Regions from separate parts of the Homo sapiens genome. Here region 2 is linked to region 1. A link is a loop called in an ENCODE intact Hi-C map of the cell type or tissue named here. Cell type or tissue: endothelial cell of umbilical vein. All regions are shown on one strand. Each heading gives the region's core, and the rest is flanking DNA. Links, peaks and the distances in the headings are about the cores only. Region 1 has its middle 48 kb from the start of SPRY1. Region 2 has its middle 35 kb from the start of SPRY1.

Region 1 (4,399 bases), core at 231-4,230:
CCTTTAAACTTGCTTGGCTGGGAGAGACTGTTATGTTCTTTTCACTCTCCCAAAGCATATCTACCCTTCTTTTATTTTTTAAAATTAATTAATTATTATTATTATTTTGAGGCAGAGTCTCGCTCTGTCACCCAGGCTGGAGTGCAGTGGCACAGTCTCGGCTCACTGCAAGCTCTGCCTCCCGGGTTCATGCCATTCTCCTGCCTCAGCCTCCCGAGTAGCTGGGACTACAGGCGTGTGCCACCACGCCTGGCTAATTTTTTGTATTTTTAGTAGAGACGGGGTTTCACCATATTGGCCAGGCCGATCTTGAACTCCCGACCTTGTGATCCGCCCGCCTTGGCCTCCCAAAGTGCTGGGATTACAGGCGTGAGCCACCACGCTTGGCTACCCTTCTCTTAAATTCTGTTTGAAATTCATCTCACCATTAAAGTCTTCTCAAAGTAACCCAGCCTAATCTAAGAACATTTTATTCCAGTATCCCTTAAGCATGAAGGAACAATTAGTATTGGACTGATGTATATATTCTTTTGCATGTTTTCCAAGTGGGTTTATCCTACCCACTTTTAGATTATAAACACCTTGAGAAAATGGTTAGGTACCTTTCTGTGGCAGTCCCATTATACCTAATGTCCAGTGACCAATATGTAGTAGACAGTAATAAAAGTTATTGACATTTATAATGTCATTTTATTATTTTTCTGTCATAATATTTTCTCATGCTTATGTGGATGTCAAAAAGCAAGTTCTAGTTTCCTTATCTCCATTTCTGCTTCCTACTTACATGAAATTTCCTCTGTAGAACAGTTTGTGAATGTGTTCTATTGGGACAAAGGTTTGGTTGTCCTCAGAGAAATAGACATTTAAATGCTCTATTTCCTTCCTAGCAGTGCTGCTGGGTTGGTCAGCAGATATTTATTCCAAATTCCAATTTTCAGACACAGCCATTTAAAAAAAAGATGCTTATATTGAAAAACATGAATATCAAACAGTGGCCCACCCTGAACAGTCCCAGATCTGCTGGTCTGTTAGCCATGCTGCACTTCTCTTCCTCCACCCCCTCAAAAAAGAGAAACAAGTCTGAAGATGATCAGGCTTCCTGTTCTGTAGATTTTGAATTACTGTAATCAGGATCTCATGTCTGCAGCCACACAGCCAGCGGTGATCTCTCAGCCTGGGCACTTTCTATTTCAGTTGGTAATTACTCAGTAGTAAAAAAAAAAAAAAAAAAAAAAAAAAAAAAATTAAAAATCACAGATAGGAGAATTGAGGACATAGTCTACTTGGTGCTGACTCTTTTGTGGGTGGGGAGGGTGGGGAAAATAGGGTACACTATCTGTAATTCTAGTTTTCCCCAGACCAAAGCAACTAGGCTGAATATAATAGGCCCTTTAATTTCCTCGCACCCATTCAAAGGTGCTTCAATAAGAACAAGTGAAAAGACTCTGGAAGCCAGAAGATTGGTGATGGGGGAAGGGAGTGGTGCAGCAGAAGTAGCTCCTGGGAGGACGGAAGATGTTAGCACAGCAGTATCACCAAAACGGAATTTTATATTCTTTAAAAACTGTGTGTGCATGTGTTTTAAGTTAAGGTTAACTTCAAATAATAATTAAACACCAGTTGCTGGATCGTCTACTTAGTGCTTATCAAGAGAGTTTATTTACTGATCTGCTGAGACCAAAAGCAGCAGTTCCTCTGGTTAACATTTGCTAAGACAAATCCTTCCATTTGGGAAAGATTTCTTCCCTCCTTCCCTCTCTCCCTGATTTTTCTAGGTCTGGGAAAGCTGGTTTTATATTATGCAAAAGTGTGAATCGCACAGCCCAGAGTCACTGTCCCCTTTAAAGGGGGCTTTCTCTCTTGTCTTAAAAAACAGACCTCAGAAGGAGCCAGATGGTTCCCGTCTGCTGCCTTGAGTCAATGCACTTCCTCCCACAGACTGGAGCCCTTTTGCCCTCCTTCCTCCCCAGCTCCTCCCCACATTCTACCCCCCACCACTGGGCCTCCCTGTTTTGTCGCTAGAAATAATCTTTTATTGCCCAGTTGTTCGGAAGTGACCTTTTGCCCTTGATTAGATAGCACCAGGCTCCATCACCGGATTGCTTTTGAGCGGGCAGTTGCTTTTTTGTGTGGGCTGATCCGGTGTCAGGGAGAACAATGCAAGGCTTTGCAAAATTTTAGTATAGCTCAGGCCTCATGTGGAACAGGTGGGGGCGGGGAGACGCGGGGTTGAATAAAGCAGCCCAGTGGATCCTGGTTGCAAAAATACATTTTCTTTAGTAAACTGAAAAACAAATGGCATTTTAAAAAATTCACTTGTACATATTTAACTCATTCCTTAATAACCATGTATTTCAGAGGAATAGAAGATTACTCCAGGGTTTCAGTATATATTATTTAAGCATACAAATATTATTACAATTAAACTGACTTGAATATAACCTTACATTAGAATATTAATCAAATGGACTATTGAGTTTCTCACAGCAATTTTCCAGGTCTCAATTATTTTAAGTAACAAATATAATAATAAAACATATAACAAAGAATGAGTTTAATTATTGAAAGCTAACTCATTTTTTATTTTAAAAATTAGGGAAAAATATTCATGACTTTACATGCTTCCTAGGTAAAACGGTATTTGTGACTTTGTATCTTTCATAATAGTCCTTAAATTCTTTGGATTTAAAATTCTCAGGAATATCTGCCAGAACTAGTAGAGTGGGTGAGTTTGAAATTTTTGTTTTAACACCTTCAGTTTCACCCAGGAGATGAATATTCTGCTATACAGGCATAGCAGCATTTTGGGATTCTTTTAAAAGTTTATTAACATTAACATCTAAAATTTTGGTCAGGTACGATGGCTCACACCTGTCATTTCAACACTTTGGGAGGCCAAGGTGGGAGGATGGCTTGAGCCCAGGAGTTTGAGACCGGCCTGGGTAACCCTGTCTCTACAAAAAATAAAAAATTAGCTGGGCATGGTGGCACATGCCTGTAGTCTCAGCTACTCAGGAGGCTGAGGCAGAAGGATTGCTTGAGCCTGGGAGGTTGAGGCTGCAGTGAGCAGTGTTTGCACCACTGCACTCCAGCCTAGACAACAAAATGAGACCCAGTCTCAAAATAAAATAAAATAAAAATTTGCTGAGGCAGGAGAATCGCTTGAACATGGGAGGCAGAGGTTGCAGTGAGATCGCGCCACTGCACTCCAGCCTGGGTGACAGAGAGTGAGACTCTGTCTCAAAAAAATAAAAATAAAAATAAAAATTTGAAGTTTCTTAGTTCTCCATGTGAGGGGGAAAATGCCTACAGACCACGCAACCCTAAATTTTTGTTGTAGGTAATACTTAATGCTAATGTCCACACTGTTTCTTAACTCTTGGCCTGCCAATTGTGGTGGCTTAAAATGAATTCTACCTTTCTGCTTTATTTCAGAAGTTCTGGTCCGTGTTTTGTTTCATAGGTTTGCAGTGTTGGGATGTAACAGAGAGTTGGTGATTACTCAGTAGTAAAAAAAAAAAAAAAAATTTAAAAATCACAGGTAGGAGAATTGAGGACATAGTCTACTTGGTACTGACTCTTTTGTGGGTGGGGAGGGTGGGGAAAATCACAATTGTTTTTCAGTGTCACACAGGGGGGCTATATTTGCTACACAATGTGGAAAATATGTACATTAGCCTATACACAAAGGAAGTTAAAGATATAAATTGCAGAGTGAGTATTACCAGCTCCATTTTAGAGATGAAGCAGCAGGAACTCACCATCATGTAAATGTTCTAGATGTACCCAAACCAAGTCCAAGGTTCCCAATGGCCTTGTTTCAATGCTTAAGAATGGTTGTTTTCATAAATATTATGCATGTGTGTATATCACAAAGAAAAATGATTGGTGTGCTCTACCTTTTCAATTTTAATTTGTGCTTTACTAGTTAACTATATTTCTCTCAAAAAATCAGCATGAAACATGCCAAATTTTCTAAAAATACTTTTGAGAATACAGTGATAGGCCAGGCACAGTGGCTCATGCCTGCAATGCCAGCACTTTGGGAGGCGAAGGCGAGTGGATCACCTGAGGTCGGGAGTTCGAGACCAGCCTGGCCAAGCAACATGGTGAAACCCCGTCTGTACTAAAAATACAAAAATTAGCCAGGTGTGGTGGTGGGCACCTGTAATCCCAGCTACTCGGGAGGCTGAGGCAGGAGAATAACTTGAACCTGGGAGGTGGAGGTTGCAATGAGCCATTACACTCCAGCCTGGGTGACAAGAGCAAAACTCCGTCTCAAAAAAAAAAAAAAAAAAAGAATACAGTGATACATAAATGTGTATATATATATACATCTACATCCATGTGTTTTAAAAGAGCAATGGATATTGTTGATCAATTATACTAACAGAGAAGG
Region 2 (4,399 bases), core at 162-4,161, 83 kb before region 1:
TGGTTAAAGTTTGCCCACAGGGTGTCTGCTTTCTGCACTTCCGGGTGTATGACCTAATCTTTCTAGAAGCTGACCCAAGAGGCTCCGCAATGTGAGCCACAAAAAGTCATCAGCATTCCCTACCTGCCTCTCTGCAGTCTGCAGCATGATGGGCTGGCCAGATGAGCTCTTGCAAGAGCATGGGCACCAAGAGATATCACTGAATCTCACAGCTCAGTGGCAACCAGAAGTCCCAGAGCAGGAAAGGGGAGGTCCATGCAGTGTGAATTGAGGTAGTGGCAGGTCATGAGTGACATGAGGAATTGCAAATAGCTGCTGCAGCCGGACCAGCCTGCTAAGCAGGTGGAACACTGTAACAGCATGATCCTGCCAGACGGCAGCAACAAGCTTCCTTCCTACCACAGACAAAATGTTTCATCTACAATCTCCAAGAATGCAGCTGCTGGTGGGCCATCTTGGTCATGAGCAGAAAACCATGGTTGCATAAATCTAGGGGGCCTTCTAAGCTGCCAGAACAGTAACCGTGCCTAGTATGGGGGCCTGAATTGGAAGATGCTCCCATAGTGTCAGTTTCCTTCCTCCCTTAGGTGGCTGAAACATGGAAGGCCTGCAGCTCTGACGTTATGAAAATGAAATTCTATTAAGAACAAGCAATGAGAGATGGCTTAAGTTGACTAAAGGGAATGTTAGCTTTAATATTGTGAAGATGACTGAAACCATATTGGTGAATACTTGAACTCATAGGATAAAAGAAACCTCAATATATAAATATGAGTGCTTTTATTTTACTAATTTTTTAAAGAAATGGAGTCTCACTATGTTGCCCAGGCTGGACTTGAACTCCTGGGCTCAAATAGTCCTCTCCCCTCATCCTCTCAAGTAGCTAGGAATACAGGCAAGAGCCACCGTGGCTGGCTAAACATAAGTGTTATGACTCTCCTTGTTTTCCCTAGTCAGTGGCAGGTGAGCCATCCATTTGGGTAATATTGTTGACACACACTTGCCAGCATTTCCCCTTTCTAAATACCACCAGTGGTGGCCATGATTTATATCTGACTGTGTCTATGCTCAGTTTCTTAGACACTTGGCTTTTGGGGGTGAGTCTCTAATGCATCGATGCCTTTCGAATTTCTATAATGGTTTGGGGCTTCCTGAATTCTTATTTTTCTATTGAAAGTTTAGAGCTACTTCCTTACCCACCTCTGTCAGGGCTGGCCACTCTTTGAGAATAGCCTCCAGAGGCTAGGCACAGTGGCTCATGCCTGTAATCCCAGCATTTTGGGAGGCCAAGGCGGGCGGATCACCTGAGGTCAGGAATTCGAGACCAGCCTGACCAACATGGAGAAACCCCATCTCTACTAAAAATACAAAAAATTAGCCAGGGGTGGTGGCACATGCCTATAATCCTAGCTACTCAGGAGGCGGAGGCAGAAGAATCATTTAAACCCAGGAGGCGGAGGTTGTGGTGAGCTGAGATTGTGCCATTGTACTCTAGCCTGGGCAACAAGAGTGAAACTCTGTCTCAAAAAAAACATTAAAAAAAAAAAAAGATTAGCCTCCAGGAGAGTGTGGAGTAGGCTGCTAGTTTGACTATTAAGACATCCAGAATTCACACACTACCTCCTGGGCTTGATAAAGTGACATGGTAGCAACAGTTCTTACAGCAAGGTGACCCCACAAGACATCTTTGCCATGAAGTTGACCATTCTTCATGTAGATATTTAATTTCCTACAAAGATTGCCCAAATCTGGCCACTGGCCAAGTAGCATGAGTTATCAGCTTTTTCCTTACTGTGGGATCATTTGTAGAAGCTTTAAAAAACTGCCTCAATGTGTGAGTTTCCTTGGACTGAAAGAAAAAAATAGAACTTAAAAGTTCCAGCTGTCTGAACATTTTCTACTTAAAAAAAAATAAACTGAATTGGACAGGAAGATCATGGTACATGACTCATGGTAAACAAATGCCAAACACATGTTATCTTAATCATCCTGTACAAAATAAGGAAATTGTATGAATCCAAAAAAGAATTATCCAGAAAGGACAAATGAAGGATATCCAGAAGACAAATTTGAAGGTTTTGTTTTTTACAAATTATTAATTTATATAGCTCCAAACAGCCACAGTCAGAATCGGTCAGAACACAGAAATAAGAACATTTAGGTATCCTTCAACCTATATCAATTTCACTCTGTTAGGTTTAGTTAATCAAAGTGTTCATTTAGGAAAGACTCCATTAACTTTTTGCAACCATATCCTGTTTTGAATGATCAGAATCATAACCCTTGCTTTTATAATAAGCAGTATAGCTAAAATCTACTGAGTGCCGTGAATCATGCATGTATTCTGCTAAATGATCTAGTATAAAAAAATCTGTGTATGTTATCATTCTTTCCTCAGTGGAGTTTTTAATCTAGTTAAATGAATGGGTATTATGCATGTAGTGGTCAATTTTATGTGTTAACTTGATTGGACTAGGGGATGCCCAGATAGCTGGTAAAACATTACTTCTGGGTATGTTTGGAAGGGTATTTCCAGAAGACATTAGCATTTGAATCAGTAGACTTAGAAAAGAAGCCCTGAATGGAACAAAAGGGTTGGGGAAGAGCAAATTCACTCTCTCTTTGAGCTGGGACATCTGTCTTCTTCTGCCCTTGAACTGGAACTACATCACTGGCTTTTCTGGGCCTCCATCTTGCAGACAGATGGCAGATCATGGGACTTCTTAGCCTCCATGATCATGGGAGCCAATCTCTCATAATAAATAAATACATAAATATCCTATGGTTCTGTTTCTCTGGAGATCTCTGACTAATATAACATGTAAATTCCATGTTTCCTGAGGCTGTAGAGAGCTAGTTTGGAACAGGCAGGTAATTCCTTTATATAAGGTACAGCTTCCATAGAGCTGTGGGTAACAAAGTCTCTGATAACTTGGCATTGCCCACTTTGTAACATAATGTGAAATTAACTTGGAGGAGAACTAGGGTACTCTGACAGTTTCTGGAAAAATAAAGGGCATGCTTTGCATATAGGCCATTGAAGGCCATAGTAGAAGGACAGCAGGGCTGGGATGGATTTGTATGCATTCTGTGTGGGGTTAGTGACAGGCAGAATCTAACAAAAGGACAGCTCTTTTTTTGCTCGGAAATGCTAAACAATGTAATTCCCCAGGGTGGTGGAAACCAGAAGACATGAAAGGAGAGGGCTGCAAATAGCAGAGAGGATAGATTCAAAAGGATGGCCTATTTTATCAGCATCATGTAAAGAAAACAGTCTTTGGTAAACCTCAGGGAAAGAAATAGGATCAACCTTTGCATATAATTCCCCCAGTGGCATTGTTCAGGAGGAGCCCCCAAGACTTCCTGTAAAATGCCAAAACCAAGAAAGACATCTGAAAGCAGAGAGAATGGAGCAAAAGTTGCTAAGAAGTAAGTAAACCCGGAGGCTGCAGAGAAAGCTGGCAGGAGACTGGGGCAGAGCATGATGGACACCCCTCGTCCCTGGGAGACCACCCAATCCACTCTGATGGAGCAGTTCCTCCAGCCCAGGACTGAAAGTTTAGGGAAGCTCCTGTTTAAACAGAGAGTATCCCCTGGCCCATGAGGGGCACTTGGAGCACAGAGCAACTTTTGACTGCTATTGTCTGATACCCAAAAATGCAAGATGGCGAGTTTTCTTCTCTTTCAAATAAAACCACCCTTTGCCCCATTGTAAACATTATGCTTGCAAGTGGGGAATTAGAGCCAGGTACTTACTGTGATCTTTAGGAAGATAATTTCACAGGTTGCTCACCAAAGGCCAGAGCCAATAAATTGCCCCATCCTTGTAAAGGGGCCTGGGCCCACAGAAGCTTTTTTGTGCAATATTCTTAGTAGTAACCTTAATTTACATTTTTTTCCTGCCCACACTGGGCCCATATTCCCACAAGATGGTGTTCAGCAGGAGCTGGTGGCAGCTGCCTCCTTTAGACAGCAGACTAAGGCATATTCAAATTCACCATAGGCCCCATCACTCCAGATTAGGTAACTTACCTTGAGGCTGCAGAACTGTCACTTATCAGAATGCTCATGTTGTTTTTGTTAGAATAGAAAACCATCTCAGTACCCATATCTCTGAAAAAAGAGAAGTGAAAGTAGACTGAGAGGGCTGTGTATTTCTTATACCTGGGGCCCTTCACCTGTGTTCGCCACCTGCCTGCCTCATCCCTGCAGCCTAAGATGTCCTCATGACATTTTCCCCATGCAACACTTTGTTTTCGTTTGTTTGTTTGTTTGTTGTTGTTGTTTTGAGACAGAGTTTTGCTCTTGAAGCCCAGTCTGGAGTGCAATGGCGTGATCTCAGCTCACTGCAACCTCCGCCTCCTGGGTTCAAGTGATTCTCCTGCCTCAGCCTCCCTCA

What was found. Peaks named below come from ENCODE experiments on the same cell type or tissue, not always from the same donor. Only the 100,000 strongest peaks of a DNase experiment are listed, where the experiment ranks them.
Region 2: a loop joins it to region 1, with 9 times the contacts of the local background. A loop is called at or near these places in 2 of 110 quality-filtered maps.

The regions. Positions count from the first base shown.
Region 1 is chr4:123,442,478-123,446,876 of GRCh38, forward strand. No RefSeq gene overlaps it. Among named protein-coding and RNA genes, the nearest start is that of SPRY1, 48 kb to the left of the region's middle. In endothelial cell of umbilical vein, for the core only: no CTCF peak of the experiment used is centred there; a DNase peak (open chromatin) is centred at 1,974; H3K27ac peaks cover 916 bases.
Region 2 is chr4:123,359,810-123,364,208 of GRCh38, forward strand. No RefSeq gene overlaps it. Among named protein-coding and RNA genes, the nearest start is that of SPRY1, 35 kb to the right of the region's middle. In endothelial cell of umbilical vein, for the core only: no CTCF peak of the experiment used is centred there; a DNase peak (open chromatin) is centred at 1,822; H3K27ac peaks cover 2,055 bases.